2 separate regions of the Homo sapiens genome follow, and region 1 is linked to region 2. Evidence: chromatin loops called from intact Hi-C (ENCODE). Cell type or tissue: K562. All regions are shown on one strand. Links, peaks and the distances in the headings refer to the core of each region. The heading gives the core; the rest is flanking DNA. Region 1 overlaps EFNA4-EFNA3 (EFNA4-EFNA3 readthrough). Region 2 has its middle 17 kb from the start of MSTO1.

What was found. A loop is a pair of places that touch in the nucleus more often than their neighbours do. Peaks named below come from ENCODE experiments on the same cell type or tissue, not always from the same donor. Only the 100,000 strongest peaks of a DNase experiment are listed, where the experiment ranks them.
Region 1: a loop joins it to region 2, with 5 times the contacts of the local background. A loop is called at or near these places in 7 of 110 quality-filtered maps.

The regions. Positions count from the first base shown.
Region 1 is chr1:155,087,031-155,098,278 of GRCh38, reverse strand. EFNA4-EFNA3 (EFNA4-EFNA3 readthrough) reads right to left here. Exons shown (of 5, transcript NM_001407761.1): 5 at 10,741-11,248. It overlaps EFNA3 (ephrin A3), which reads right to left. Exons shown (of 5, transcript NM_004952.5): 5 at 10,741-11,248. Among named protein-coding and RNA genes, the nearest start is that of EFNA3, 14 kb to the right of the region's middle. RefSeq lists an enhancer at 4,147-4,761. In K562, for the core only: CTCF peaks have their summits at 3,709 (motif pointing left), 4,201 (motif pointing left), 6,670 (motif pointing left) and 10,891; DNase peaks (open chromatin) are centred at 4,228, 5,914 and 6,668.
Region 2 is chr1:155,587,970-155,599,241 of GRCh38, reverse strand. It overlaps a transcript of MSTO1 not described here, the pseudogene LOC284620 and the pseudogene DAP3P1. Among named protein-coding and RNA genes, the nearest start is that of MSTO1, 17 kb to the left of the region's middle. RefSeq lists a silencer at 1-264 and an enhancer at 7,813-8,392. In K562, for the core only: a CTCF peak has its summit at 7,246 (motif pointing right); a DNase peak (open chromatin) is centred at 7,251.

The DNA of each region.
Region 1 (11,248 bases), core at 3,249-11,248, 500 kb after region 2:
TACTAAAAATATAAAAATTAGCCAGGCATGGTAGTGCGAGCCTGTAATCCCAGCTACTCAGGAGGCAGGAGAATTGCTTGAACCCGGGAGGCGGAGGTTGCAGTGAGCGGAGATCGTGTCACTGCACTCCAGCCCGGGCAGGAAGAGCAAAACTCCATCTCAAAAAAAAAAAAAAAAAAAAGCAAAAAATCTGAAGTGCTCATACAGTGCCAGGAATACTTTGTGTTCCCACAAACCAGAGTGGAAAGACCTCCTCATAGTTATCGGTTTGTGCCAGTTATTAATGTATTGCCTCTCAGCTCTAAATTGATTTTTCATTGCCTGCTCTGTGAAAATGTAGCTGGGCCCTTTAATTACTTTTCTTTTGCCAGCCCAGCATGATGTTAAGCTTTGTCAATGCAAAGTGCTAGAGAGACACCGTGGGAGAAAGGAGCTTTTCTTCCTGATTCTGGTGTGCTCCATGGGTCCATAGCACATGCAGCTTCTCAGATGCAGAGAGGGGAGCTGGGAAACAAGGACCATCTTCTCACTTGCTTTTTTTTTTTTGAGACTGAGTCTTGCTCTGTCGCCCAGGCTGGAGTGCCGTGGCAAAATCTCAGCTCACTGCAACCTCTTCCTCCCAGGCAGCTGTGATTCCAGGCACATGCCACCGTGCCCGGCTAATTTTTGTATTTTTTAAATTTTTATTTATTTATTTATTTATTCATTTTTTGAGATGGAGTCTCACTCTATCGCCGAGGCTGGAGTGCAGTGGCACGATCTTGGCTCACTGCAAACTCCACCTCCCAGGTTCACGCCATTTTCCTGCCTCAGCCTCCCGAGTAGCTGGGACTACAGGCGCCTGCCACCGCGCCTGGCTAATTTTTTGTATTTTTAATAGAGACAGGGTTTCACTGTGTTAGCCAGGATGGTCTCGATCTCCTGACCTCGTGATCCGCCCGCCTCGGCCTCCCAAAGCACTGGAATTACAGGCGTGAGCCACCGCGCCCGGCCAATTTTTGTATTTTTAGTAGAGAGAGGGTTTCACCATGTTGGCCAGGCTGGTCTCAAACTCCTGACCTCAAGTGATCCACCCACCTCAGCCTCCCAAAGTGCTGGGATTACAGGCATGAGCCACCGCACCCGGCCCCACCTGCTTTAAACAACTAAAACACCTGACAGACTATATGAAACAGTGATTCCAGACATAGGACAACAGGCAGAATGGGGAGGGCTGTTCTTGGGTGTTCCACCTTAGACCCAGGAAGAGTAGTCGCTTCTTGTATCTGCTATTCCTGATTTTTTTTTTTTTTTTTGAGACAGAGTCTCGCTCTGTCACCCAGGCTGGAGTGCAATGGCAGGATCTCGGCTCAATGCAACCTCTGCCCTCCCCAGTTCAAGCAATTCTCCTGTCTCAGCCTCCTGAGTAGCTGGGATTACAGGCACCCGCCATCATGCCCAGCTAATTTTTGTATTTTTGTAGAGACAGGGTTTCACCATGTTGCCCAGGCTGGTCTTGAACTCCTGACCTCAGGTGATCCACCTGCCTCAGCCTCCTAAAGTGCTGGGATTACAGGCATGAGCCACTGCATCTGGCCCCCTATTCCTGTATTCATTTAGAGTTCTGTTTATTTCTTACTAGCCAATCCCTTCTAACCTCAATTCCTTGTTAAGTTAATACCTTTTTACATTAGACTGCATGTGGTGGGTCACACCTGTGATTCCAGCACTTTGGGAAGCTGAGGTGGGAGGATTGCTTAAGTCCAGGAGTTCCAGACCAGCCTAGGCAACATAGGGTGACCCTCTGTCTCTACAAAAGAAATGTAAAAATTAGCCAGGTGTGGTAGCACACGCTTGTGATCCCAGCTACTCAGGAAGCTAAGGCTGGAGAACCACTTCAGCCCAGGAGGTGGAAGCTATGGTGAGCCATGATTGCACCACTGCATACCGGCATGGGTAACAAAGCAAGACCTTGTCTCAAAAAAAAATTTTTTTTCTTTTTACATTAAACTTTCCCTGTTCAAATTGCTGTGTGGTTTCTGCCTCTTGACTAGATACTGACTGATACATGGGACATCAAGTAGAGTCATCAGATGATACTGCCTCAGTGGTGAGAGCAAATTAGCCTTAGACCAAAGGCTATTCTCCTCTTGCCAAATGGTACCTAAAAGCACACCTTAAAAGGATCAATCTGTTTCCAAGGAACTTAACTAAGTCCCTGAACGAGGCTCAAATATATTCAAAGGAATACAAAAAAATCTAGCACCAAACAACATAAAATATACAATGTCTGGCATCCAATCAATAATTACCAGGCATGCAAAGACACAGGCAAATAATGACACAAAGCTGACCCAGAAATGTCACAGAATTAGTAGACAAGGACTTTAGCTCCAATAGCTATTATTAAATACCATCCATATATTCAAACAGATATGGAAAAACATAAACACGATGTAAAGAGGTGTGAAGATATAAAATAAGACCTCAATTGAACTTCTAAAGATGAAATGTATAATATCTGAGATGAAAAGTATACTGGATGGAAATAAAAGCAGATTAGACCCTGTAGAAAACAGGTTTTTGAAGACTTAGCAATAGAAACTATCCAAGATGAAACACAGAGAGGAAAAAAAGACTTAAAAACAAAAAACAAAAAACAAAAACAAAACCTCCAAAACCAAAATCCAGAAAATCAGTGAGCTGTGGAATAACAAGTAGCCTGTATACCTGTTTGGAGACCAGAAACGTGGGTCTAACAGATTCACAGGAGAGATGACAGAAAAAATATCTGAAGGAACAATAATTTTCAAATTTGATGGAAACTATAAATCCCTATGTCGAAGAAGCTCAATAAACCCTAAGCAGAAGAAATATGAAGACAACTACACCAAGGGTACATCATAATCTGCCTTAATCACTGCTGAACACCAGTGATAAAGACACAAATCTTAAGAGCTGCCAGAGGAAAAAAACACATTGTGTAAAAAGGAAAAATAGAAGTGATTTCTCGTCAGAAACAATGCAACCCTGAAGACAGTGGAGTAATGTCTTTAAAGTACGAAAAGATAAAAACTGTCAACCTAGAATTCAGTGGAGATATCTTTCAAATAGGAAGATGGAATAAAGATGCATTCAGACATTCCAAAATTGAAAGAATTCATCATCAGTAGACCTGCACTAGAAGAACGGCTTTAAAAAGTCCTTCAAGCAGAAGAAAAATGATACCAGATGGAAATCTCCGTCTACACAAAGGAATGAAGAGAGCTGGAAATGGTAAATATGTGGGTAGATAGAAAAGATATTTTTCTGATTTTAAAATTCTCTTTAAAAGATACTTGAGGGTTTAGAGCAAATCTAATAATGTATTGTGGGGCTTATAGCATGTGTAGAAATAAATCCATGGTGACAATAGCACAAAGGCGGAGAGGTGGGGAATGGGAGGAAGGTGTTTGCGCTGAGTGGTGTGATATTACTTGATGGAGATAGACTATAAGTTAAAGAAGCATTGTGTAATCCTAAAAGAACCACAAAAAAATGTAAGTGTAGTATTATGAACCAATAAAGGAGATAAAATGAAGATCACAAGGGGTGTGCTGGCCACCCCCTTGGCACACAGAACAGTTGGGTGGAGTTCCCCAGCCCAGCAGGGTCCCATAGAGCCTCTGTAGGTGTTTGGGATAGAATGAGTACCGTCAGAAAGAAACTTCCTCTCCTGCCACCTTCTGGCAGTAAATCCAGCCTATTTTTAACTCAGGCCTCTGCTTAAGTGCTTTTGGCTAAAAGAGAATTGCTGCTTCTAAGAATCTCAGGCAGCCACAGTCTCCTCGGCTTCTCTGCTCGCTCCAGCCCTAGAAGGCTCAGGGACTGCTCAGATGTCCCCGGCTTCCCAACCACTTGTCCCAGGAGAGGAGGCTCCCTCAACTCTGGGTGCTCACTGTGGGCACCCACAGACAGGCAGCCCTTCAGCAGGGTGCAGGTGTGAGAGGATCTCTAAGGGATGTCATCTCATGGAGACTGCGGGGATGGTGCCACGGAGTGGTGTGAGGGCAGCCTGGAGCGAACAAACTGCAGAGTGTTGCTCCAGGAGGGTGCACATGTGTACAAAGGCGCCCTGTGTGAAAAGGGCGTGCTCTGTTGTGAGTGTGAATGTTTTTGTGACTGCTTATGCTGTGAAACATAAACACAGCAGCCTCCGTCCTTTTGATCATGCTGCCCCCTCTGCTGGCCTGTCTCCCCTCGTAGTCCCTCCCAGCCAACACCCACACCCTAGCTGGCAAACTGCCAATCATCCCTCAAGCCTCTCATCTCTCCCAAAGTCTTCCCTGACAACTCTGGCCAGAGGCCCAGCCAAATGGCCGCCAGACTCGGGGTTGTATACCCAGGGGTTAGCATGATGCCTGCTGTGTGCTTAGCCTGCAAGGAGGGAGGAAGGCTCTTAAGGCCTCTTTTGGGGGCCGTATTAGGAGGGCACTGAGAATATTTGCTTTTTCCACTGTCAGACCAGGTCCTGCCAGGCCCTGAAGGGCACCCAAGTGACAAGCCTGGGGTCACAGAGGGATGCGAGGGTCACCCTCCATGCCCAGTGTGCTTAATGGTGCAGAGAGGCCAGGCCTGGGGTCTGTGCCCAGAGTGGGCAGTGCTGGTGTCCAGGTGGTCAGATATGGGCATGGCCCCACGTGGAGTTGGACAGCCTCTGTTGATTTCTCCTCAGGGCTCTCCCTGGAGGCTCAAGGTCTGGCATCTGTGTATGTGTGTGTGTGTGTGTGTGTGTGTGTGTGTGTGTGTGTGTGTGTGCAGGCATGTCTGTGGTGTGGGAAGAGGGCTTTCTCCTGTCTCAAGCTTAGCTCTTACTCTTCCCAGCCCCCTCTGCTCCCCACCATTGTCTTCTCCTTCACCAGCACAAGGCAGGAGTGGGTAGGAGGTTCCCAAGGTCCCTGGGAAGAATGTGGTGGGCACTGCGTGTGATGTTGGGTGTGGGCACGTATCTGTGGGTGCACATATGGATGTGATTGAGAAGCCCCTGCCTCTCCTTGTGTTTGTGTATGTGTCTGGGTATATCCTTGGGGTCCTAGAGGTTGTTTTTGTGTCTCCTGTGGCTGTTGAAATGACCTATCGGTTTCCAGAGGGTGTGAATGTGGCTCTGATCTACCCCCTCCCACCTCCTCCCTCTTCTGATTTTCTTGACTCTAGGGTTTGCCCAGTTGGCTTGGCTGGGATTGTCATTGGGTCCGTGTTAGAGAATTGTATCATCTGTTGAATGCCAGCCCTCAAGTGTGTCACCGTATGTGACCCTGGATGCAAGCGCGGCTCAGGGTACCTGGGAGCCCCTTGCCCTGTGTGGGGTCTGGTGCCTGCGTGAGTGTGTTATAGACAGTGGGGCGTTAGTATGTGCCTAATACCCATGAATGGCTTGAGTGTGACGGCCGCAAAACGGGTCGAATGTGCACACATGGATGTGTGTGCAAGTGATGGATGAGTGTGTGTGCGTGTTCCCTCCTGTGGGTGCCTGGACTGGTCCCTCAGTCCCGTGGGGGGCCTCTCCCACTTCAGTGGTGTGAACAAAGCCCCTGCTTTCCTCCCTGCTTTGCCCCCCAGCCCCCTCTCCCTCAGCACCGAGTTTGATTGACTGTGTGTGGTTGCAAGGTTATGAGATTATATGATTGGTGTATGGCATATGAAGTGTATGCCATTGAATGTGAAACTCTAGTATCCCCTGGCCAATGCCAGCCTCTCAGAGGCAGGCTGGTGGACCTCCGGTCAGTTGAACCTAGCTCTCCCAGGTTCCTAGGCTGGCCCATCCATCCTTTTATAGCCAGGCTTGGCCCCTGTAATTACCTGGGGCCAGATGCTGTGGCGAAGGCCAAGAGTTTGGTGCTAACACTCTGGGGAGGAGTCATATCTGCCCCTCCCCCAGGCCACACCGGAGGAGACTGGAGGAGGCCAGACCTCTTTGGAGTCAGATCACAGGCCACATCACTAGGTTCAGCCTGAAGCTGCTCTGCTGCTCTGGGCCCAGTGTGTCTCTGGCTGACCTGGCCCCAGCACATCTGGGCTATCCCATCCGCGTCACACTTCCCCAGACTGTCGTCCACAGGCTGCAGACACCGAGCCTGTGTTCCCATCACCTCCCACCTGGACCCCTCTTGCCAGTCCATGCCCCCAACCCAGCTCATGCCCCTCGTTCCCCCCCTCCATATCCTCCCGCCCCCCTCATCCTAGTCCTTGTCTCCTGGTCCCAGCTTGTGTCCTTCATTCCAATCCATGGCCCCCCAGCCCCGTCACCACCACCTCCAGTCCACGCCTCTGTCCCTGCCACGTACCTCCAGCCCAGTCTGTATCCCTGGTTTGCCAGCTGGACGGAACATGGAGGTTGAGAGAGAATGGCGAGATTTGCGTGCCGAGTAGGTCTGGGCTGGACGGCTGTGGACTGAGCCCAAGTCCACTCCCAACCCCATGGCATCTACAACTAGGGGAGGAAAAGAAGAGAGTGGGGATAAGAGAAATGGACGGAGAGTGGGCTGGGCCTTAGCCCACCCTGCCCCAGGCCTGAGAACAGAGGGTCCTACGGCGCAGCTGCTTGAGTCCCCTCAAGGACCAACACCCGCTCCACCGACCGCAAACCCATCCCAAGCTCCCCTCACAGCTCCGGCGAGTCCCAGCCCAGGTGCTGCGCCACCTGGTGGATATCGGCAGACTTGCAGGCCCCGAGTGGCAAACCCACGTGGCAGCGAGGCTTAGACCCCAGCCGGGATTGTAAATAGCTCCTTCCCTGCTACCCACAGCGCTGCTGGAGTGACCTCTCACCCCGAAGGGAGGGGCGGGGCAGCTCTGAACTTTACTCTCCAAGCCAAAATCTCTGTTCAGTTGTTTGATGTTGCTGTTGTTTTTCACCCTGGGGAGGACGGGAAGAGGAGGGATGTGTGCGATCTCTACCTGTGTTGGGGGCATTAACCTGTGACAGCCTCTGGGAATGCCAGCGTGTCAGGTGGGAGCCCTCTTTGTGCCTGTGCTGGAGGGGGCCAACATGAGACAACACAAGGGTGAAGAAGACCCTGCCCAGGGTGAGGCTGCTCTGCCCTCAGGCCATACCACTGTGCCTGGTGACATCTTACCACTGCCTTGGCCAGGACGCCCTGGGCTCTGCAGACCTTGGTGTCACAAAGTAGGGCCCTGTACCAGACAGGCTCAGGGTCATTGGTGTCTGGCCATCTAAGTGCAGACCTCTCTCCCCAGTCTTCCTTACATGCTCTGGGATTGAAAGCCTCGCTGGACGGGAAAATCCTCAGCAGGGCTCCGCAGCTTTTAAAACTGATTTCATTTATTTATTATTTATTTAGATATTTATTTTTGAGAGACAGAGTCTCGTTCTGTCGCCCAGGATGGAGTGCAGTGGCTCGATCTCGACCCACTGGAACCTCCGCCTACCAGGTTCAAGCGATTCTCCTGCCTCAGCCTCCTGAGTAGTTGGGATTACAGACATGCACCACATGCCTGGCTAATTTTTGTATTTTTAGTAGATACTGGGTTTCGCCATGTTGTCCAGGATGGTCTCAAACTCCTGACCTCAAATGATCTGCCTGCCTTGGCCTCTCAAGTGCTGGGATTACAAGTGTGAGCCACAGTGCCTGCCAATTTACTTATTTATTTATTTTAAAGACAGGGTCAGCCGGGCGCGGTGGCTCATGCCTGTAATCCCAGCACTTTGGGAGGCTGAGGTGGGCGGATCACCTGAGGTTGGGAGTTCGAGACCAGCTTGACCAACATGGAGAAACCCTGTCTCTACTAAAAATACAAAATTAGCCAGGTGTGGTGGCACATGCCTGTAATCCCAGCTACTCGGGAGGCTGAGGCAGGAGAATCACTTGAACTCAGGAGGTGGAGGTTGCGGTGAGATGAGATCACACCATTGCACTCCAGTCTGGGCAACAAGAGCAAAACTCCACCTCAAAAAAAAGAGTCAGGGTCTTGCTCTTGCTCTGTCGCCCAGGCTGGAGTACAGTGGTGTGATCATAGCACATTGCAGCCTTGCTCTCCTGGGCTCAAGCAATTCTCCCGTCTCAGCCTCCTGAGTAGCTAAAACTACAGGTGCATGCCACCACGCCTAGCTTTTTTTTTTTTTTTTTTTTTTTGTAGAAATAGGGTCTCACTATTTTGCCCTGGCTGGTCTTGAACTCCTGGGCTCAAGCGATCCTCTCACCTCAGTCTTCCCAGTAGCTGGGACTAAAGGTTTGTCACCACACCTGGATATTTTTTTTATTTTTTGTAGAGATGGAGTCTTCCTATGTTGCCCAGGCCGGTCTCAAACTCCTGGGCTCAAGTGATCCTCCTACCTCAGCCTCCCAAAATGCTGGGATTAGAGGCCTGAGCTACTGTGCCTGGCCATTTGTTTTGTTTTTGTTTTTGTTTTTTTAAAGATGGGGTCGGCTGGGCACACTGGCTCACGCCTGTAATCCCAGCACTTTGGGAGGCTGAGGCGGGCAGATCACCTGAGGTCGGGAGTTCAAGAACAGCCTGGCCAACATGGCAAAACCCCATCTCTACTGAAAATACAAAAATTAGACAGGCGTGGTGGCATGCACCTGTAATCCCAGCTACTCAGGAGGCTGAGGCAGGAGAATCACTTGAACCCAGGAGGCGGGGGTTGCAGTGAGCTGAGATGGTGCCACTGCACCCCAGCCTGGGCGACTGAGTGAGATTCTGTCTCAAAAAAAATAAAAATAAAAATAAAAGATGGGGTCTTGCTATATTACCTGGGCTGGCATTAAACTCCAGAGGTCAAGCGGTCCTCCCACCTCAGCCTCCTGTTAGACCCACTTTGAATGCCAGCCCTATCATTAGCCAGGCTGTGTGGCCCTAAGTCTTAGATCCTCATCTGTGTTATTGGAATAGTGAGGCTTACAAAGGCGCAGCACTCGGCACATAGGAGGTGCTCAGTGAATGGAAGCTGGCTTATTCTAGTTACTGCCCAAAGTGCTTGGCCCTTTCAGTCTTACTATTCCAGAATTTTTGAATCTGCAAGGCCCTCCCCCATCCCATCTGGCCAGCCCCTATCCTGCCTGGCCCGGGGAATTGAAGCAAGCCTGCAGCCCAGGCCCACTACTATGGGTCCTCGAGATTCTCCCCAACAGTACCCGACCCCGCTCTGTGTATCTCCTCCTGTCTGAAGCCTCTTTCCTCTGTCCCTAGGCAAGTGTGTGCTTTTTCTTGGCATTCCCACAGCTCCCAGGCATTTACCCACGAAAGAGCTGGTTATGTTGTCAGTTATGTATGTGTGTGTTACCAATTTCTGCTCATACATCAACACATACTAAAGTATGAGCTTATTTTGGGGTAGAGACTATATCTTGTGTCTCCAATACCCAGGATAGAGCCTGGCACTCGGCAGGTGCTCGATAAATGTGGATTGAATGCATGGACGATTGGATGGATAGGCCCACCTTTTCTGTCTTATCAGTCTGTAGGGAGTCTCAGACTGGTCTAGTGGCTGCCCCCAGTTCTTTCCCCACCTGCTCTCCCACCCCACACTCTTCCCTGTTCCGCTATTGGGAAACCCACCCACTCTGCAGAGTCTAGCTCAGATTCCATTTTCCATGTTTTATGGGTAGAGAGGAGCAGAAAACACAGTCCTTACCACCAAGGGCTCATTCTCACAAAGCAGCCGGCAAGAGCCACAGGGGCACACAGGATCTGGCCTGCTCACACAGTGCCAATTAGAGAGCCTGGGTGGGATGGAGTCCCATGGGTGCACAGCTTGGCAATAAGGTGTCCCCTCCCTGGGCCAGGCACTTGGCTCAGCAAGTGAAGTTGCAGGTACATTTCAGCCCCTATCCGCACTCCCTTATGCTGTGCTGGTCTGTAAACCCTGACCTTCTCTGGGGCCCCTGGGAAGCGGCCATTATCCTGTCTTTTGCCCTTCTGTCCTCTCTGCCCTCCCGAGCGATGCAGGGTGGTGTAGTTATGAGCAGCCCCAGCCCCAGCAAACTCCCAGCACCTTGGGCATAATGTTTGAAATGAGTAAAATTACAAAGGGTTATAAAGAAAGCTAATTATATTGAAAGAGTTATCAAAACATTTACATTTCTTGATATAGTAATATATATGCTTTCTTATTAACACATTAAAAATGAGGAAGGCCTAACAACTATGATCATTTCAAAGTACTGATGAGTGTAAATTGTATTTTGAGATATCTTCAACAACTATAATGCAGCCTGAAAACGTGTGATTTCTGGTTACAAAGTCACAGGTACTATTAATACTATTATGGCTTGCTGCCCAAGCACACAAGAGAATGTTAAATTTTAGTTATAGGCAAGTGAAAATAAAGATAGTTTTTTTTCTGTCTAGGTTCTCAAATCCCCTGAAATCCATAGACTCCAGTCAAGAACCTCAATTACAGCATGGAAGGGGAAGAAAAGGTGGAAACCATAATTGATGGAGCCTTTAACTCCCTGCGTCATTTAATCCCTACACCAACCCTAAGAGAGAGATACCACAACCAGTTTTTCTGGTGGGATACCTGAGAATCAGAGAGGTTGAGTGATTTGCCCAAAGTCAACCAGGCCCTGCCTGGAGGCCCCTCTTGCTCTTTCCAAGCAGCGCTGCCTTTGTAATGAAGATGAGCCCCAGAACAAGATTTGAACACCTCGTTGTGACTCTTTGGCCCCAGAATTCCCTCTCCTACTCAGGCCCTGTGCCCTGTGAGGTTTAACCAGTGTAACAGAAGGGTGATGGCCCCTTGAAATCACACACACTCAGTTATTTTTATCTCCAGTTTATTTTTTTTAGACTAAGAGCAGAGTATGAAAGTCACAGCCAAAGCACTTGAAAAAGGCCCAGGAGGATAGGTGGGACCACATAGGGTGAGCAGGGCAAGGTCCTGGGAGATGGTTCCCGGCTCAGGGCTGGAAGGGAGGGGGCGTTGTTGTTTTACGGTCTCCAAAAGTGTCTGTGCGTTGCATAGGTCCTGTCTTCACAGAAGACAAAAGAGGGGCCAGGGGGTCCCCCAGGTGTGGGGGGCCTAGCCTGGTGGGGAAGGGGTCTGAAGCTGAAGGGGAAGTCAAGAAAGGTCAGGGGGTTAAAGAGGGAAGGGACTCTGTCTGTCTGTACATTATATATAGAGATATAGAGTCTGTACATGCCTGCCTGGCACCCCAATGCCCACCCCTTGCCATCCTTGTCCACTGCCCGCCCCCCCAGGGGTGTCTACTTGTAAACTTGGTTTCAATCCAAACCACAATCCTGGAAGTGGGAGTGGGGGAGGAGG
Region 2 (11,272 bases), core at 3,273-11,272:
GATGGATGAGCTCAGACTGCTCTACATCTGGAGTAAAGGCTTTTCTTTTTTTTTTTTCTTTTCTGAGACAGCGTCTTGTTTTGTCGCCCAGGCTAGAGTGCAGTGGTGCGATCACGGCTCACTGCAGCCTCCTCCTGGGCTTAAGCTCAGGCAATCCGCCTGCCTCGGCTTTCCAAAGTGCTGGGATTACAGGCATGAGCCATCGTGACTGGCAAAGGCTTTTCCTTTAGCTATCAGATCCCCGTTAGAAAATTAAAGCTACAAGACTACCACGGTAACAAGATAACTGAACCTAACAGAGAGAAGACAAGACAGGAAGTTCTTACCATCTGGAATACGTAGTATCAGCCAGTCCTGTTTTGCACAGAAATGAATAACATGGCAAAGACCGAGTGTTTTTCCGGTTCCCTTCTCTCCATCTAAAATATATGTTGTTAAAGAAAACGTGACTACAAGGTGACTAGAAAGGTCACTTGTACTGTCAACAGTACTTATGTTTTTTTTGTTGTTCTTGCTGTTTGAGACTGGGTCTCGCTCTGTTCTCCAGGCTGGAAAGCAGTGACGTGATCTTGGCTCACTGCAACCTCTACCTTCTGGGTTCAAGGGATGCTCCTGCCTCAGCCTCCCAAGTAGCTGTGATTACAGGTGTGTACCACCACGCCTGGCTAATTTTTGTATTTTTAGTAGAGACAGAGTTTCACTATGTTGACCAGGCTCATCTTGAACTCTTGGCCAAAAGTGGTTTGCCTGCCTTGGCCTCCCAAAGTGCTGGGATTACAAGTGAGCTACTGCACCTGGCCAGTGTTTATATTTTTTAAAGAAATCCTGGCCGGGTGCGGTGGCTCACACCTGTAATTCTAGCACTTTGTGAGGCCGAGGCAGGTGGATCACCTGAAGTCAGAAGTTCGAGAACAGCCTGACCAACATGGAGAAACCCTGTCTCTACTAAAAATACAAATTAGCTGGCCGTGGTGGCACATGCCTGTAATCCCAGCTACTTTGGAGGCTGAGGCGGGAGAATTGCTTGAACCAGGGAGGCAGAGGTTGTGGTGAGCTGAGATGCGTCATTGCACTCCAGCCTGTGCAACAAGGGTGAAATTCCATCTAAAAAAAAAAGAAATTCTGGCCGGGTGTAGTGGCACACGCCTGTAATCCCAGTGCTTTGGGAGGCTGAGATGGGCAGATCATCTGAGGTCAGGAGTTTGAGACCAGCCTGGGCAACATGGTGAAACCCTGTTTCTACTAAAAATACAAAAAATTAGCTGGGCGTGGTGGCGCGTGCCTGTAATCCCAGATACTGGGGAGACTGAGGCAGGAGAATCGCTCGAACCCAGGAGGCAGAGGCTGCAGTGAGCCGAGATCGCGCCACGGCACTCCAGCCTGGGCAGCAGACTGAAACTCCATCTCAAAAAAAAAAAAGACAAAAAGTAGTGGCTGGGTGCTGTGGCTCACGCCTGTAATCCCAGCACTTTGGGAGACCAAGGCGGGTGGATCACCTGGGGTCAGGAGTTCGAGACCAGCCTGACCAACATGGTGAAACCCCCTCCCTACTAAAAATACAAAAATTAGCCAGGCGTGGTGGCGCATATCTGTAATCCCAGCTACTCAGGCGGCTGAGACGGGAGAATCGCTTGAACCCGGGAGGCGGAGGTTGCAGTGAGCCGAAATCACACCACTGCACTCCAGCCTGGGCAACAGAGTGAGACTTCTTCTAAAAAAAAAAAAAGTTTGCAATTACCTGTCAAATCCTACATCAATCCAATTGTTTTGTTAGGATTTAGTTTCCCTCTTGTTGCCCAGGCTGGAGTGTAATGGCGTGATCTCAGCTCACTGCAACTCGGCCTCCCAGGTTCAAGTGATTCTCCTGCCTCAGCCTCCCGAGTAGCTGGGACTACAGGCGCCCGCCACTATGCCCTACTAATTTTTTGTGTTTTTAATAGAGACGGGGTTTTACCATGTTGACCAGGCTGGTCTCCAACTCCTGACCTCAGGTGATCCGCCTGCGTTGGCCTCCCAAAATCCTGCAATTACAGGCGTCAGCCACCATGCACAACCTTGTCTTCTCATCTGTGACCAAGACTTTGAAAAGTGGATAAGGTCTGGTATTCACTCATGTCTTTGTCTTTTGTATTTTTGAGGCAGGGTCTTGCTCAGTTGCCCAGGCTGGAGTGCGGTAGTGCAATCACCGCTCACTGAGGCCTTGGCTTCCCAGGCTCATAAGATCCTCCAACCTCAGCCTCACAAGTAGCTGGGACCACAGGTGTGCACCACCACACCTGTCTAATTTTTTGACTTTTTTTGGATAGAGATGAGGTTTTGCTATGTTGCCCAGGTTGGTCTTGAACTCCTGAGCTCAAGGGATCCTCCCACTTTGGCCTCTCAAAGTGTTGGGATTGCAGGCATGAGCCACCACAACTGGACCATTCATCTCTTAAAGCTGGAAAAGATATCTCCCATTGTTTTGAGACAGCCTGCTGTCCAGGCTGGAGTGCAGTGGCCCAATCTCAGCTGACTGTAGCCTTGACTTCCTGGGCTCAAGTGATCCTTACAGCTAAACCTCTTGAGTAGCTTGGACTACAGGCACATACCACTGTGCACTGCTAATTAAAAATTTTTTTGTGTGGAGTTGGGGACTCTCTATGTTGCCCAGGCTAGTCTTGAACTCTTGGGCTCAAGTGATCCTCCCACCTCGGGATCCCAAAGTGCTGGGATTACAGGCATAAGCTACTGTGCCCAGCCTCATTTTTTATCTTAGCCAAGAATGCTGGTTGCTGTCCCCAAACCCAGTATGTATATAAAGGTGGCCTAAATGATGATGCCAATTGTTCATCAAAGTAAACCGTAGATGTAGGGGTAGCAGAGACAATTCTTGCCATCTGGATTATTCTGTGCTGTGTATAGAGATGCTCCAGTCATGTGACAAGATCATCTGCATGCTGCTGTTTCCATAGAAACCCCAGAGGAATTGGCAGATAAAAGGACTGCAATTACAGAGAAAGCTGAAAGACACTTCAGTGGCTTGATTCGTTTATTCTACTTCATTTTGTGTTTGTGAAAATAGGTGAAAGCTAGAGATATATTTAAAACACACCCTGCTGAGATCATGTTTTGGGTAATGGGTGATTATTTTTTTCTTTCCACACAGACTATATTAAGATGGGAAGACTCAGAGGGTAGGGGCAGGGAAAGAAAGCTATTGGTTCCTCACATTACAGCACAGACCACAAATTAATTTCATTTACGAGAGGCAGCAACAAAAAGAAATTAATATCCAGTCTAATAGGGAACTGGACTAGAAAATGCAACACTAGATACTGCTGGAATCCTGGCTTCTGCAGACAAAATTCACTTTAAATGCTGCTCTTCTCATAACAAATCAAGTTAGTTCCCTCTCCAGACCCTAGGAAATCCACTTACAAAACTGCAAAATAGCACCAGATTGGTTATTAGAAAAATTGGATTCTGGGCCAAGTGTGGTGGTCCATGCCTGTAATCCCAGTACTTTGGGAGGCCAAGATCGGGAGATCGAGACCATCCTGGCCAACATGGTGAAACTGTGTCTCTATTAAAAATATAAAATATAAAAATTAGCTGGATGTGGTGGTGTGTGCCTGTAATCCCAGCTACTTGGGAGGCTGAAGCACGAGAATTGCTTGAACCCAGGAGGTGGAGGTTGCAGTGAGCAGAGATCACAGCACTGCACTCCAGCCTAACAACAGAGTAAGACTCCATCTCAAAAAAAAAAAAAAAGAAAAAGAAATTGAGGCCGGGCGCGGTGGCTCACGCCTGTAATCCCAGCACTTTGGGAGGCCGAGGCACGCAGATCACGAGGTCAGGAGATCGAGACAATCCTGGCTAGCGCAGTGAAACTCCGTCTCCACTAAAAATACAAAAAAATTAACCAGGCATGGTGGTGGGCACCTGTAGTCCCAGTTGCTCGGGAGGCTGAGGTGGGAGAATGGAGTGAACCCGGCAGGCAGAGCTTGCAGTGAGCCGAGATTGCGCCACTGCACTCCAGCCTGGGTGACAGACCGAGACTCCATCTCAAAAAAAAAAAAAAAAAAACAACAAACCTGAAGCAGGAAAGCGTTTTTTTTTTTTTTTTAGACAGAATCTCGCTCTGTCGCCCAGGCTGTAATGTAGTGGCATGATCTTGGCTCACTGCACCCTCTGCCTCCTGGGTTCAAGCAATTCTCATGCCTCAGCCTCCCAAGTAGCTGGTATTACAGGCATGCACCACCACATCTGGCTAATTTTTTATATTTTTAGTAGGGACGGGGTTTCGCCATGTTGGCCAGGCTGGTCACGAACTCCTGATGTCAAGTCATCTGCCCACCCTGACCTCCCAAAGTGCTTGGATTACAGGCATGAGCCACCCACGCCTAGCCTTTAATTAGCATCTTTATCTCTAAATCTTTGATGTTTCATCTTTCATAGTCTTTCAGCTTACCAAATAATAGGTTTAACATTCAGCTAATCAAAAAACTTGGGAGCCAGGTGTGGTGGTCCACTCCTGTAGTCCCAGCTACTTGGGAGCAAAAGTGGAAGGAGTGCTTGAGGTCAGGAGTTTGAGATCAGGATGGGCAATGCAGTGAGACCCCATTAAAAAAAAAAGAGAGAGAGAAACACGGCTTAGGTGGTTCCAGAATGATGTCAAAATAAGTCTCAAATTCCTCAGCATGACAAGGCCACTGTGATGACTTCAATTCAAGTTTCTAGTTTCATTTATAGCCATAGGACCATGCTAAAACATGTCATTTTACTGCTTCGATACTTCTGCTCATTCTACTTCAACTTCCCTCTCTCTCCATTTATTTACTTATTTATTTACTTAATTTTCTTTTTGAGAGTCTCACTCTGTCACCCAGGCTGGAGTACAGTGGCATGATCTCTGCTCACTGCAACCTCCCTCTCCCAGGTTCTAGTGATTTTCGTGCCTCAACCTCCAAGTAGCTGGGATTACAGGCGCCTGCCACCACGCCTGGCTAATTTTTGTATTTTTAGTAGAGACGGGGTTTCATCATGTTGGCCAGGCTGGTGTCGAACTCTTAGCTTCATGTGATCCACCCGCCTCGGTCTCCCAAAGTACTGAGATTACAGGTGTGAGCCACCGCACCTGGCCCTCTGTCCCCATTTAAATCTTACCCATTCATCAAGTCTCAACTCAAATGTCACATCCTCAGTGAAAATTTGCCAGACACCTCCAGTCAAAAGTAATTCTCTTTCCTTACTGCTAATAGCACTCTTTACATTGCATGGCATTTTTTTTTTTTTAGACGGAGTCTCGCTCTGTTGCCCAGGCTGGAGTGCAGTGGCATGATCTCGGCTCACTGCAAGCTCCGCCTCCCGGGTTCATGCCATTCTCCTGCCTCAGCCTCCCGAGTAGCTGGGACTACAGGCGCCTGCCACCACACCCGGCTAGTTTTTTTGTATTTTTAGTAGAGACAGGGTTTCACTGTGTTAGCCAGGATGGTCTCGATCTCCTGACCTCGTGATCTGACCACCTCAGCCTCCCAAAGTGCTGGGATTATGGGCGTGAGCCACCGCACCCGGCCCGAATGGCAATTTTATTACACTGCCTTGTGTTGTACTCATGCCTACTGTTAACTGAGTATCTATTAGATGTTAGGCAATACAGTATTGTACATGCACTAGTTTTAAACCTAGAAATCCTAGCAGATAGGCAGAATATTATCAACCCTGTGTTATGATGGGGAAGACAAGGTTCAGGGAAGTTGAGTAATTTTGATTAAGGTCACAGAGTTAGTAGATGGTGAACCAGAATTCACATCCAAGTTTGTCTCACTTTAAAATATCTATTTTTTAGAATTGTATCATGTTACGTTACACATGTTTGTCTTCTTGGCTACATGCTTGGAAGAGAAGGAATCAGATTTCATTCATTTTCGTATCTCCTTCTCTGAGTACTTAACACACTATAAGTACTTAGTCTTTTGCCCTCGAATAAAGAATCTGCCATTGAAGACATGCAGTGAAGGAGTATGTAAAGCATCCACTAAGAACAGTAGGCCAGGTGCGGTGGCTCACGCCTGTAATCCCAGCACTTTGGGATGCCAAGGTGGGCAGATCACCTAAGGTCAGGAGTTTGAGACCAGCTTGGCCTAAATGGTGAAACTCTGTCTCTACTAAAAATACAAAAAAATTAGCCAGGTGTGGTGTTGCACGCCTATAATCCCAGCTATTGGGGAGCCTGAGGCAGAAGAATTGCTTGAACCTGGGAGGTGGAGGTTGCAGTGAGCCAAGATCGTGCCATTGCACTCCAGCCTGGGAGACAGAGCAAGACTCCATCTCAAAAAAAAAAGAAAGTAAACTGCTCTGTAGGAAATTTAGGTATACACAGAAACCTCTGAACCATTTAATATAAAGTAACTGTAAGCTGGGCACAGTGGCTCGCTCCCAGCACTTTGGGAGCCCAAGGCGGGTGGATCACTTGAGGTCAGGAGTTCGAGACCAGCCTGGACAACTTGGGGAAACGCTGTCTCTACTAAAAGTACAAAAATTAGCCGGGGCATGGTGGCAGGCGCCTGTAATCCCAGCTACTCAGGTGTCTGAGGCACAAGAATCACTTGAACCCGGGAGCCACAGGTTGGAGTGAGCCGAGATTGTGCCACCGCACTCCAGCCTGGGAAACAGAGTGAAGCCCCATCTCAAAAAAAAAAAAGTAACTGTCAAGTACTAGAGTTACTCCAGCTTTGTCTGAGAATGTATAACTGTAAATTACAGCAGAAGCAGCAATGCTTGGGAAATATCCAAATATCCAAATCATTCTCTACACTTCTCACCCTCCCTTGCAGAAACAGGAGGAGTCATGTGATTCCTTTGGCTAAACACCTATGAATGGAAATAACTTGTGTTATTGTGTCCTTTCTAATCAGAGCCAATTAAGTGTGAGGTATAAATTATCTCTCCCTCCCCACCTTAAAAGCTACATGTTGCGATGTATCCCAAGAAGGTAAACTTTTGTCCCTCCATCCAGACTTCAATCTTGCTTGCAAAGCCGTTTTGAAAGACAGGAACAGCAAAAACAAAGCAAAACACATGCACACAACACAAACAATATCCTTTGTGTTAGGCCACTGAGAATACAAGGCTTGTTACTTCAGCATAGCAATCTGAATAACACACACTAGTACTACTTAAACGCTACTCAATTTTATCTACCGGAGAGAAAGCACCATGCCTCTTTACAAAGCAGAGTGGAAAACAAACTATTCAAGGGCCACAAGGTGGTGCTATTTCTACAGTAATGTGATGAAATTTTTGTTATACTTTTTTTTTGACATAGGGTGGGGTCTTGCTATATTGCCCCGGACAGTCTCAAATTCCTGGGCCCGCATGATCCTCCTGCCTCAGCCTCCCAAGTAGCTGAAACTACAGGTACTTTTTGAAGCAAATTAGAAGCTAGCAAAATGGAATCTTTTTTTTTTTTTGAGACGGAGTTTCGCTCTTGTTGCCCAGGCTGGAGTGCAATGGTGTGATCTTGGCTCACTGCAACCTCTGCCTCCCGGGTTCAAGCGATTCTCCTGCCTCAGCCTCCCGAGTAGCTGGGATTACAGGCATGCGCCACCACGCCTGGCTAATTTTGTATTTTTAGTAGTGACGGGGTTTCTCCATGTTGGTCAGGCTGGTCTTGAACTCCCAACCTCAGGTGATCGCCTGCCTCGGCCTCCCAAAGTGCTGGGATTACAGGTGTAAGCCACCACACCTGGCCTACAGCAAAATGAAATCTTTAGTTCTTAAAGTTTTATATATGATATCACTTAAGTAGACTGTTGTTTCCAAAGAAAACAACCATCTGTACTATTGCCTCTGTACAGTTCCAGAATGAACATCCTGCAGTTTCTGAAACAGCATTTGTGGGCCAATCTAGAAGATCACCGTGATGGTTAATATTAAGTGTCGACTTGGCCTAGGAATTTCGCATATCTCCTTCGCAGTGCAGCTCCTTCAATCTCACCATGGCCTCTGCCAGAATGCAGATCCTGGGAGTCGTCCTGACACTGCTGGGCTGGGTGAATGGCCTGGTCTCCTGCGTCCTGCCCATGTGGAAAGTGACCACTTTCATCGGCAACAGCATCGTGGTGGCCAGGTGGTGTGGGAGGGCCTGTGGATGTCCTGAGTGGTGCAGAGCACTAGCCAGATGCAGTGCAAGGTGTACGACTCACTGCTGGCGCTGCCACAGGACCTGCAGGCTGCACGTGCCGTCTGTGTCATCACCCTCCTTGTGGCCCTGTTCGGCTTGCTGGTCTACCTTGCTGGGGCCAAGTGTACCACCTGTGTGGAGGAGAAGGATTCCAAGGCCCGCCTGGTGCTCACCTCTGGGATTGTCTTTGTCACCTCAGGGGTCCTGACACTAATCCCCGTTTGCTGGACGGCGCATGCCATCATCTGGGACTTCTATAACCCCCTGGTGGCTGAGGCCCAAAAGTGGGAGCTGGGGGCCTCCCTCTACTTGGGCTGGGCGGCCTCAGGCCTTTTGTTGCTGGGTGGCAGGCTGCTGTGCTGCACTTGCCCCTCCGGGGGGTCACGGGGCCCCAGCCATTACATGGCCCGCTACTGGACATCTGCCCCTGCCATCTCTCGGGGGACCTCTGAGTACCCTACCAAGAATTACGTCTGACATGGAAGTGAATGGGGGCTCCGCTGGCACTAGAGCCATCCAGAAGTGGCAGTGCCCAACAGCTTTGGGATGGGTTCATATCTTTTGTTTCTGCCTCCTTCTATTTTTCTTTTGACTGAGGGTATTTAAAATTCATTTAAAAACTGAACCAAGAAGATGACTCAGACTCCCACTTAGGTTCTGCTGTTTCTCACCCTTGGATGATGGAGCCAAAGAGGGGATGCTTTGAGATTCTGGATCTTGACATGCCCATTTTAGAAGCCAGTCAAGCTGTGGAACTAATGTGGAGGCTGCTTGCTGTGCTGGCCTTTGCAACAAGACAGACTGTCCCCAAGAGTTCCTGCTGCTGCTGGGGGCTGGGTTTCCCTAGATGTCGCTGGACAGCTGCCCCCCATCGTACTCAGGCCTCTGGAGCTCCTCTCTTCACCCATGGAAAAGCAAGTGATCTGTTAACAAAGGACTGCCTACCTCCGGAACTTCTGACCTCTGGCTCCTCCGTCCTGGATGTCCACCTTGCAGGGTCAGGTCCCAGCTATGTAGACCCCCGCCCCCACCTCCAACACTGCACCCTTCTGTCCTGCCCGCCCCGCCTCACCCCCTTTACACTCACATTTTTACCAAATAAAGCATGTTTTGTTAGTGAAAAAAAAAAAAATTAAGTGTCAACTTGATTGGATTAAAGGCTGTAAAGTATTGTTCCTGGGTGTGTCTGTGAGGGTGTTGCCAAAGGAGATTAACATTTGAGTCAGTGGACTGGGAGACGCAGACCCACCCTCAGTGTGGGTGGACACCATCTAATCACCTGCCAGGGCAGCTAGAATAAAGCAGGCAGAAGAAGGTAGGATGAGCCGACTTGCTGGGTCTTCCAGCCTTCATCTTTCTCCTGAGCTAGATGCTTCCCGCCCTCGAACACTGGACTCCAAGTTCTTCAGCTTTTGGACCCTTGGACTTACAACAGTGATTTGCCAGGGGCTCTCAGGCCTTTAGCCACAGACTGAAGGCTGCACTGTCAGCTTCCCTACTTTTGAAGTTTTGGGACTTGGACTGGCTTACTTGCTCCTCAGCTTGCTCACGGCCTACTGTGGGACTTCGCCAGATGGTGTGACTCAATACTCCTTAACAAACTCTCCTTCATATATACTTCTATCCTATTAGTGCTATCCCTGTAGAGAACCCTGACTAATACAGTCACCCTGAACCAAACTAATAAAAAAAAAAACACCAAAACTTTCTCTTACCAACAGCAGTCTGGCCTCAGGTCTTTCTCATCTGTTATTAAGAAAGAGTAAATTTTTTTTTTTTTGAGATGGAGTCTCGCTCTATTGCCCAGGCTAGAGTGCAGTGGCATGATCTCGGCTCACTGCAACCTCCACCTCTTGGGTTCAAGCGATTCTCTTACCTCAGCCTCCCGAGTAGCTGGGATTACAGGTGTGTGCCACCACACGCAGCTAATTTTTGTATTTTTAGTAGAGACGGGGTTTCACTATGTTGGCCAGGCTGGTCTCAAACTCCCGACCTCAGGTGATCTGTCCGCCTTGGCCTCCCAAAGTGCTGGGATTACAGGCATGAGCTACCGTGCCCGGCCGAGAGGAAATTTATTTTAGCCTTGTAATATGATCAGTTGAGTCCAGAATCCATCCCTCTGCTGATCCTTGCTTTCGTTTCATTTTATAATAATGGGTTATTTTATGTATTAATATATAGGCCTGAGGGAAGGGGGCACATGCAGGGAGAGCCATATAGGAGGAAGGGCTCCTTTTCTAGGAAATCTAATCTGTAATTAAATAATCAGCTGAAAATGACCAAGTCTTTCTGGCTCAGTTCTGAGCCTTTCAGGATCTCCTGCTGACTCGACTAATCCCGCTCAGGTGCTCCTCTTTGGTGCTGTAAGAGCACCATACTGAAATAGTCATTTTTTCATGATTCTACTGGACTGTAAGCTTCTGGAGAACATGGACCATAAAATGCAATAGAGCACAGTGTTTAGGCCACAGGCTTTGAAGTCAGACAGACCTGGCATCTCGTGCGGGCTTTGCAACCTCACAGGCTATTTCCTCAGGTAAGTTACCTAGCCAGTCTCATCTTTAGTTTCTCCATCTGTGAAACAAGGATATTATCTCGTTCATGAGTTGATCATGAGGATTAAAAAAATAAAGCACTTAGTGTAGTACCTGGCACATAATAATACCCAACAAATAATAACTATTATTAGTGAAATGAGGCATCTTAGAATTCTGAGTACCTGCCATATAGAAGGTACTGAAAAACTATTTGGTAAATAAATGAAAAAATGAAGTAAACCAGCAGAATGGTCTTTTTCACGTACAATTTTGTTTTTTAATCATTTTAGATGCTAAAATTGTAAATTGGCAACTTTTTTTTTTTTTTTTTTTGAGACACAGTCTCACTCTGTTGCCAGGCTGGAGTGCAGTGGCTCAGTCACGGCTCACTGCAACCTCCGCCTCCCAGGCTAAAGCGATTCTCCTGCCACAGCCTCCCGAGTAGCTGAGATTACAGGCGCCTGGCACCACGCCTGGCTAATGTTTGTATTTTTTTTAGTAGAGACGGGGTTTCACCATTTTGGCCAGGCTGGTCTCGAACTCCTGGCCTCAAGTGATCCACCCACCTCGG